Linked DNA regions of Homo sapiens: region 1 is linked to region 2. The links are chromatin contacts, found by Hi-C or POLR2A ChIA-PET in ENCODE. All regions are on one chromosome and are shown on one strand. The core of a region is the stretch at or near the end of the contact, and the rest is flanking DNA. Distances in the headings are between cores, read along the strand shown.

Evidence for each region. Hi-C counts contacts between places; a loop is a spot of excess contacts on that map. ChIA-PET counts read pairs that join two places held with the same protein, here RNA polymerase II (POLR2A). Pooled maps may share reads with other maps.
Region 1: a loop to region 2 is called in a pooled map, with 2.8 times the contacts of the local background. The contact joins the promoter of DNMT3B here to the promoter of NOL4L in region 2. A Hi-C loop is called at or near these places in 2 of 50 pooled maps. POLR2A ChIA-PET finds 5 or more read pairs at or near these places in 4 of 52 experiments (BJ, H1, activated B cell and 1 more).

What each region holds. Positions count from the first base shown.
Region 1 is chr20:32,759,992-32,764,160 of GRCh38, forward strand. It overlaps DNMT3B (DNA methyltransferase 3 beta), which reads left to right and starts at 2,394. Exons shown (of 23, transcript NM_006892.4): 1 at 2,394-2,708. RefSeq lists enhancers at 2-550, 551-1,098, 1,322-1,987, 1,805-1,854, 3,983-4,169 and silencers at 2,115-2,754, 3,325-3,424.
Region 2 is chr20:32,582,433-32,586,582 of GRCh38, forward strand. NOL4L (nucleolar protein 4 like) reads right to left here and starts at 2,901. Exons shown (of 11, transcript NM_001256798.2): 1 at 2,138-2,901. The coding sequence starts at 2,458. RefSeq lists silencers at 1,634-1,843, 1,874-2,073, 2,414-2,463, 2,604-2,763, 2,824-2,873 and 4 more and an enhancer at 3,474-3,553.

The DNA.
Region 1 (4,169 bases), core at 1,144-3,643, 180 kb after region 2:
AGGAGCCCTCCCCATAGACCTGTTTATTTATTTTATTTTTATTTTTATTTTTATGAGATGGAGTCTCCCTCTGTTGCCCAGGCTGGAGTGCAGTGGAGTGATCTCGGCTCACTGCAACCTCCACATCCCAGGTTCAAGCTATTCTCCTGCCTCAGCCTCCCGAGTAGCTGAGATTACAGGCGCCCGCCACTACGCCCGGCTAATTTTTTGTATTTTTAGTAGAGATGGGGTTTCGCCATGTTGGCCAGGCTGGTCTCGAACTCCCGACCTTGTGATTTGCCTGCCTCAGCCTCCCAAAGTGCTGGGATTACAGGCGTGGGCCACCACGCCCAGCTTCAGGCCTGTTTATATATGCTGTTTTCTTTCCAACAACAATATGCCCCAGGCTGGGCATGGTGGCTCATGCTTGTAATCCCAGCACTTTGGGAGGCTGAGGTGGGTAGATCACCTGAGGTCAGGAGTTCCACACCAGCCTGGCCAACATGGCGAAACCCCGTCTCTACTAAAAATACAAAAAATTAGCCGGGCATGGTGGCAGGCGCTTGTAATCCGAGCTACTTGGGAGGCTGAGGCAGGAGACTGAACCCAGGAGGCAGAGGTTGCAGTGAGCCGAGATCGCGCCATTGCACTCAGCCTGGGTGACAGATTGAGACTCTGTCTCAAAACAAAACAAAACAAAACAAAACAAAACAAAACAAAAGATGTGCCCCAGATGGTGGAGACAAGCTACAGGCCCTCTCCAGAGAGACCCCCTTCTTCCTGCACCAATGGACTGGACACCAATTTGTATGTTTGTGCCAGAAAGCCAAGGAGTCCTGCTGTTCATTCACAAGAGGCCCTGCTGGGCGCCAGGCAGGGCGCTGAGCTGAGCCCATTTCTCTCTGGTATCTCCCTAGCCTCTCCCCAAGCTCTTAGGTAGAATAAGATCCAGTAAGTATAGACACTTTTGCGGCATCCAAAGAATTAACCCTTCACTCATTTACTCACCTGGTAAGAGATACAGGGAGAAAGCTGTGGAGTAACTCAGGGAGCTGGAGCCCATAAGGCAGGAAACCCATGCCCATTCATTCAACAAACTTGTATTGAGCTCCTTTTTGATGCATCCCCCATCCACTATAAGCACTTGGAGACCCACACAGATGTGGTTTCTGCTCCCATAGTGTGTGTGTGTGTGTGTGTGTGTGTGTGTGTGTGTGTGTGTGTGTGTGTAGGGGAATGTAAACAGGAAAACAGATATGCAAAACAATTTCAGATCGCGGTAAGTGCTAGGAACAGAATGAAATAGGATAGGAGTGATGGACAGGGGAGACTTCAGGTGGAGTCATCGGGAAAAGCCTCTCCATAAAGTGACCTTCTGGGAGAAAACCGAGGGGTAAGAATCTGGTCCTGCAAAGATCTGGGCAAGAAATGTCCAGGTGTAGGGAACAGCGAGGTCAAAGTCACCATCACAAGGAAACGCTTGGTGTATTGAGGAGCAGCAGAGAAGTTGGAGTGAAGGCAGAGAGGGGTTAAGGTAGCATATACCTTGAAAGGGGAGGCTCCTATAGGGGCTTACAGGCGATATAAATCATTCATTCATTCAACACATATTTATTGAGCATCTACTGAGATCCTGTCCTTAGTTTACTGCGTGGAGACAGACCACAAGCAGGTAAACAAGCAAATATGTAAGTCCCAGGTCAGATAAATTTTAGGAAGTGCTGTTTTCCAGTGGTTCAATGGTCATCCCAGGGCAGAGGTGGGGAGACCTGCTGAGGGCGGCTTCTCCCTCAGTCAGTCCATGCCTGCAGGGTCTGGAACCCAGGTAGCCAGAGACCCGCTGGTCTTCTTTCCCCTCCCCTGCCCTCCCCTCCCTTCAAGATGGCTGACAAAGGCCGGGCTGGGTGGAAGGAAGGGAGGAAGGGCGAGGCAGAGGGTCCAAAGCAGGATGACAGGCAGGGGCACCGCGGCGCCCCGGTGGCACTGCGGCTGGAGGTGGGGGTTAAAGCGGAGACTCTGGTGCTGTGTGACTACAGTGGGGGCCCTGCCCTCTCTGAGCCCCCGCCTCCAGGCCTGTGTGTGTGTCTCCGTTCGGGTTGAAAGGAGCCCGGGAAAAAGGCCCCAGAAGGAGTCTGGTTTTGGACGTCTGACCCCACCCCTCCCGCTTAGGGCTTCTGATCCCCCAGGGTGATTTCACTGGCCCGGGGTTGGGAGGGCAGGGGGCCAGGGGGCGGAGCCCGCGGAGAGGGGCGGAGGGGAGGCTCCGAGCGATTTCAAATTTCCCTCGTCCCCGCCCCCCCGTTCCCCCCGCGCCCGGGCGGGGATCTGAGTGGCTGCGGCGGGGGCACCCCCGGGCGGGGGCGGGGCAAGAGCCGGGCCGGGGCTACAAGGGGAGTCGGCACCGCCCCCTCCCCACCCACTCCCGCTGCCCCGTCCGGCCCGCGCCGCTTCCTCGCAGCAGCTGCTCCCGGCTCCGCGGCCGCAGCCCGCGTGGACGCTCCGAGCGCCCCCCGACGGACGGGACCGGCTCCCTGGCGGTCGGGCGAGCGGGCGGCAACGCTGCCCGGCCGGCAGCGCTGGGGTTAAGTGGCCCAAGTAAACCTAGCTCGGCGATCGGCGCCGGAGATTCGCGAGCCCAGCGCCCTGCACGGCCGCCAGCCGGCCTCCCGCCAGCCAGCCCCGACCCGCGGCTCCGCCGCCCAGCCGCGCCCCAGCCAGCCCTGCGGCAGGTGAGCGCCCCGGGGCCCCGGGGAGGCTCGGCCGCCAGCTGCTTCGAGGGCTGCTAGGGGAGGGGACGGCGGGGGCTCCCGAAGCTGCCGGGGAGAGACCCTCTCCAGGGACCTCCCGAGGAGGGGCTCTCGCCGGGTTGGAGACCCGGCTGGGTTTGCGGGGTGAGGAAACGTCCACGGACCCTGCTTGGGGTGGAACGGGGACAGCGGGTGGGACGCGGGGGACATACGTCTGACGGGGACCGGAGATACTAGAGGAAGGGACGCGTCTGCTGCCTCCAGGAGCCCGAAGAGGAGAGAAGCTTGCTCGCAGGGAGGGGGACGCGCTGGCTTCCCGGGGTCCAGACTCGAGGAGGAGGAGGTGCCCGTCGAGAGCATGAACAGGGGCTTTGCTCATGGGCAGGGGGTGTAATTACCTGGCCTCTGCCTTGGGAAAAGTTAAGGGGCAGAGGAGGTGAGGAGGGGTTTCTGCCATGCAGGTGGGCGTCCGCCCCTTGCAACTGGGATGTGGGGTCTTCAGGCGAGGCGCTGTCCCTTCCCCCAATCCCAGCTTTAGGAAAGAGCTCGTGAGTGTGGGCTTAGACTCGCGCGGGCTGGGGTGTGCGCCGTGGAGGGCGTGAGGCAGAGGGCGACCTCCCGGGGTGCTCCTGAGCTGAGCCATCAAGCGCGGGGAGCAGCGGGGCTGCCCTCTGCCTGTGCACACCTGGCCCGGGAGGAGCCGGCCGGAGGGGCGGCGCCTCCCTGTCCCGGCCACGCCGCCTACCCTGGGGTCTTACCTTCCATTCTTAGCCTAACTCCCGTGTGCGGCTGGCCCCACTTCCCAGACTCGCACACTAAGGCCTCAAAACCTCTAGCACCAGCTCCTGGAAGATAAGCTTCCCGGCTCGTGGTTGCATGGGGAGGGTGTATTGAGCTCCACTTTATCGGGGAGAAAGTGGAAGCGGAGAAAGACCTAACAAGTTGTAAGACTGCGCTGCCCTTGGGCCCAGGCTTCCCGCTGGAGGATCTCACCTGTGGATGGAGTTCCGAGCCCAGGTCTTGCCCGCGCCTCCAGCTTTCCCTGCTCCCTTTTCCTCCCCTGGTCTAGGAGAGAGGCTCGCTGGGCCTCCGTGTTTCCACCCTCCCCCGAAGCTGGGAAGTGTTTGAATTAAAGGGAATTAAGGGCAGAGTATGAACTTTGAGTTGCCTCCTGAGTTCTGGATGCGGTGGGTTGTGGCAGACGGGTGGCAGTTTTTGGGAAACAGCTGTTATCTCCTCTACCAGGCCTGCTGGGGCTTCTTGTTCACCCACCTTGGAAACGCCAGGTGCGGACTTGATTTTTCCAGAGTTGAGATGATGGTACTTAGTTTATAGGGTTGGTATACAGTAAGCACTCAATACATGTTTGCCATTGTTGGAATCACTAGCTAGCACACGGGCTAAGCAAGCTTCCTTCCTTAAGGAAGCATAGTTCTTAGTTCA
Region 2 (4,150 bases), core at 1,651-4,150:
AGCACCCAGTTTCTGCATGTGGCCTGGATAGGGGGAGGGGGTGCTCAGCCTCTACAGCTGTGTGGATAAAGAGTGGACGACTGCTCCAGATGCCCACTCCCTAGGGAGAAGTCGAGCCACACAGAAAGCCAGTGAGCCAGCTGCCAGGTCTGGGGGGTCACCCCCCAACTCCAGGAGAGGGTGGACTCAGGGCTCCTGCCTCAGACTAAGAAGGTTGGGCCAAGGCTTCCAGCTCTTCAGGGAGGTGTAACCAGGATGGGGGGGTGGGGTGGGGCACCGACCCGGGAAGCCCTGATGGCAGAGGGCACTGACCTAGGGTAGGGGGCAAGACCCAGCCAACCATCTCGTGGGTCACTGACCTCAGAAAAACCGCCCTCCGGCGGGGGGCAGTGACCCAAGATGGGAGAACCGAGGAGGGGACCGACCTGGCAGGGTGGGGAGGGCTGACCCATACTCCCCATCTGGGAAAGTGGCACTGATTTGGGCTGGGGGAGGGGTCCTGGACTCGATCGGGGGAGGGGACAATGACCCAGACTCGCCGGGTTTGAGCGAGAGTGCTGATTTAGGCTGGGAGGGTCCCAGCCTTGCGCGGGCTGGGTCACTGCCCCAGCTTCCCCCTCGGGGAGCCCGGTCCCGGCGCGCCCCTCTGCCCGGCCCCCTGTTCCCGGTCCGGCCGGAGGCGGCAGCGGCGCAGATGGGCTGCTGGCGGCCGCAGCGCGGTTATCAGCGCTCCTCGCAGATGGGCCGCCCGCCCTCCGCGCTCGCGGCTCCCACTCCCCGCGGCCTGCAGCCCCGTCCCCTGGGCGCGGGGGGAGGCGCCTCCGGATCTGCTCCCCGGCTCCCGCCTCCCTCCCTCGCGGCCCCCTCACCCCGCGGGCCCGGCCCGGGCGGCCGCGGAGGGGGAGGGGGAGGGGACAAGTGCACTTTTCGTAACGACCGAATCAATTGTGTGTGAAGAGCCCGCTCCGGCCGGGGACGGGGCTGAGCGCGGGGCGGGCGGGCCGGCCGGGGGAGGAGCGCGGAGGGGGGAGCGGGGGAGCGGGGGAGGGAGGGAGGCCGGCGCGGGGCGGCCCGGCTCTCGCGCTCCGGCCGGGGAGGGAGCAAGGAGGGCGGGGGGAGGCCGGCGCGGCCCGACCGGGCCGGGGGCGGAACGCACTAATGGAGGGTCTCGGCGACGGAAAGTTCAAAGCTCAGCAGCGCCCCGGGAGCGGCCGCCCCCCCCCCAGCCCCCACCCTCTGCAGAACAATGAGGTCCCGGCGGGGGAGCCGCGGGGCCCGCGCCGCACGCCCTCTCCAGGGCGCCCCGGGCCAGAGGGGACGCCCCCGCCCGGCCGCCCGCCTCCTCCCTTTAGGCGGCTGCGGTTCCCCGCCCCCTCCCCCACGCCACCCCGCCCGGACCGGGCCGGCCCGGGGGACGGGGGAGGGGAGGGGATGGATAGGTCAGGCCTCCCCCGTCCCATGAAGGGGGAACGAGGGGCCCGGGGGGCTGAGGGGGCGCCCCACCCACCCGCGGGAGGCTGCTCCTGCGCCAGGCTGCGGCTCCGGCCGCCCCTCCCCGGGCCAGCCCCGGGTGGGGTCGGGGCGACAGTGCCCGGGCGGGCCCCCTCCCCTGGCGCTGGGAGGCCCGGCGGACTCCCCGTCCCGCGGCTGCCCCTGCCTCCCTCCCCCCCCCCCACCCCGCGGCACCACCCTCCGCGCGCGCACACACACACACACACACACACACACACACACACACCGCCCAGCCGGCCCGGGGGCGGGAGCGCGAGGCGCCCGGGACAGGCAGCCCCGGGGCGGGCGGGGGGAGGCTCGGGCTCCAGAGCAGCCGCCTGCTGGCGGGGGGAGGGGACAAGAGGACGGAACATGCTGGGGTGAGCAGCCCGGGACAGCCTGCCCGGCACGGCCACGGCCCGGGCAGCGGCGCGGAGGGGGGCAGGGACGCCCCGAACCCGGAGCGCTGCCCAGGCGAGCCGGGAAGGGCCGGTGAGCAGGGACGCGTGCGCCTCCGGCGGGCCCGACACACGGACAACCTCAGGGACACACGTTCGGACACACATCCACACCCCCACCCCGCCCCCGCCCGCCTGCCCCAAGCCCCGCGGCGGGACCCGCCCGCGGCCGCCGCGCGCGCACTCACCGAGCCCGTCTTGACCGGCACATACACCACTTGGCCCATCTTGGGTTCCCGGCCGCTGCCCAGGCGGAAGCCCTTGGAGCGCACCCAGAACTGGAACTTGCCTTTCTCGCCGGCTGCGGGGCCGCTGCCCGCGCCAGTCCCGCCGCCGCCCTGCAGGACCTCGGCGATCCGCTGGTATTTGCTGCGTGTCACCGTCTTGGTTTTGGCCGAGTCGCCGTAGGTGCGCAAGCACCAGTCCCGGAACTGGCGGCCCAGCTCCGAGTCCCCGGGGCTGCGCTCGCGCTCCCAGCCCCCGCGCAGCAGCAGCGTCGGCTTCGGCATCCTCCCGCCGCGCCCGGCGCCCTCGGGGGCGGGCCGGCCGCCGGGCCGCCCGGTGCCGGGACTGGGCTGGGCTGGGCTGGACCGGGCCGGGACGCGCCGCGGCCGCGTCTGTCCCGCGGTGTGGCTCCGGCGAGGCTGCTGGATGGGCGCGGGCGGCGGCCGGACGCGCGGGGCTGCGGCGCGCTCTGTCCTGCTCGGGCGGCGGCGGCGGCGTTGGCGGCGGCGGCTCCGGCTCGCCTCCTGCTCCGCCTCCTCCTCCCCCCGGCCGGGATGCAGGAGCGATGGAGGCAGCTCCGGGCCCGGAGGTGCAGAGGGGGCGGGCCGCCCCGCGGGCGGCCGGGGGAGGCGGGAGGCGGGGAGCGGCCCCGAGCGCTGGGAGCGAGACCGAGCCTGGGCGCGGGCGGCAGCAGTGGCTGTCAGCTTGCGCGGCTCATCCTGCTCTTGCTCAGGCTCCCGCTGCCGCGGCTCTTCCTCCTCCTCCTCCTCCTCCTCCCGCGCCCGCCTCCACCACGCCGCGGGATCCCACCTGTTAGAGCGGCGCAGCCTTCGCCGCCGCCCGCCCCCCCCTTCCTCCTGCGCCCGCCCGCCGGGCCCAGCCCCCGCCCGGCCCGGCCCCTGGGGGCGCGGGGGCAGCCGCGCCCGCAGCCGCCGGGAGGGCAGGAACCACAGGCGCGCAGTGCCCAGCCCAGGAACCGCGTTCCGTCTGGCCGGGCCGGGCCCGGAGCTTCGCAGGCCCCGCTCCTCCCGGACGCGGCGGTCCCGCGGGGAGTAGGGCGCAGACCCCAGCCCAGACGCCGACCTCCCGGCCGCCCCGCCCCACTTAGCCAGGCCGGGAAGGTGTAGGGCAGGCTCCCCCTCCCTCGCTCCCGCAAGTGACTTGACCTCTCCCGTGAGCCGAAGCCAGAAGAGCAGTGTTCCCCTGGGGGAACCCCACATCGCCGCCCTTCGGGGCCCCCAAACTTCCTCTCCTTTTGCCTCACCCTGAATTCCCCGAAGTTTGGCCAGCTTTGCCTCTGCTTGCCTGCCCCACTGCTCTGGGACAGGCCCAGGCCCCCTGGGAAGTCGCCTGTGGCCTCAGCCCAATCCCACCTCCGCTTCAGAAAACTCTCAACACATCCACAAACTCATCCTGAGACACCCTGCCTTCCTGAGTGCGCCTTGACCTAGAATCTCTTGCTGAGTAAACTCAGGTAGCCCCACCGCCCCCCTCCTACCTGGGCAGATCTGACCTTGGGTAGAGCTAGCTGGTCCCCTCCCCCTTAATGAAATTACCAACATAAATAAAGGCACAGGCCAATTCCCCAGGATTTCTGTGCCCCTACCCCCCACTTCCTTAACAGGTCATGAGGAATTGCTGCACTTCTCTCCCAGCTGTCCCCGGGGGTCCACCCCATGTCCCCATGACACTCCTGCAGGCAAGTCACCATCCAAGTCCTGAGGCCCAGACTTTGTCTAGTGCAGGACCGTTTCCTGCGTAGGAACTACTGTCTACTCCCATCCCAAAGTCCCCCACCCCAGGACCTACTACGTGCCATGTCCTGGCAACTCTGAGAGGCAGAGGGAATGGCTCCATTTTACAGACGAAGACCTGGGGCTTGGAGAGGTGGCCTGACCTGCTCAAGGTCATGCAGGAAGGAGGGGTGGGTTTCAGCTCATGTGCATCTGGCTGCTGCTGCCATATCACACACAAAC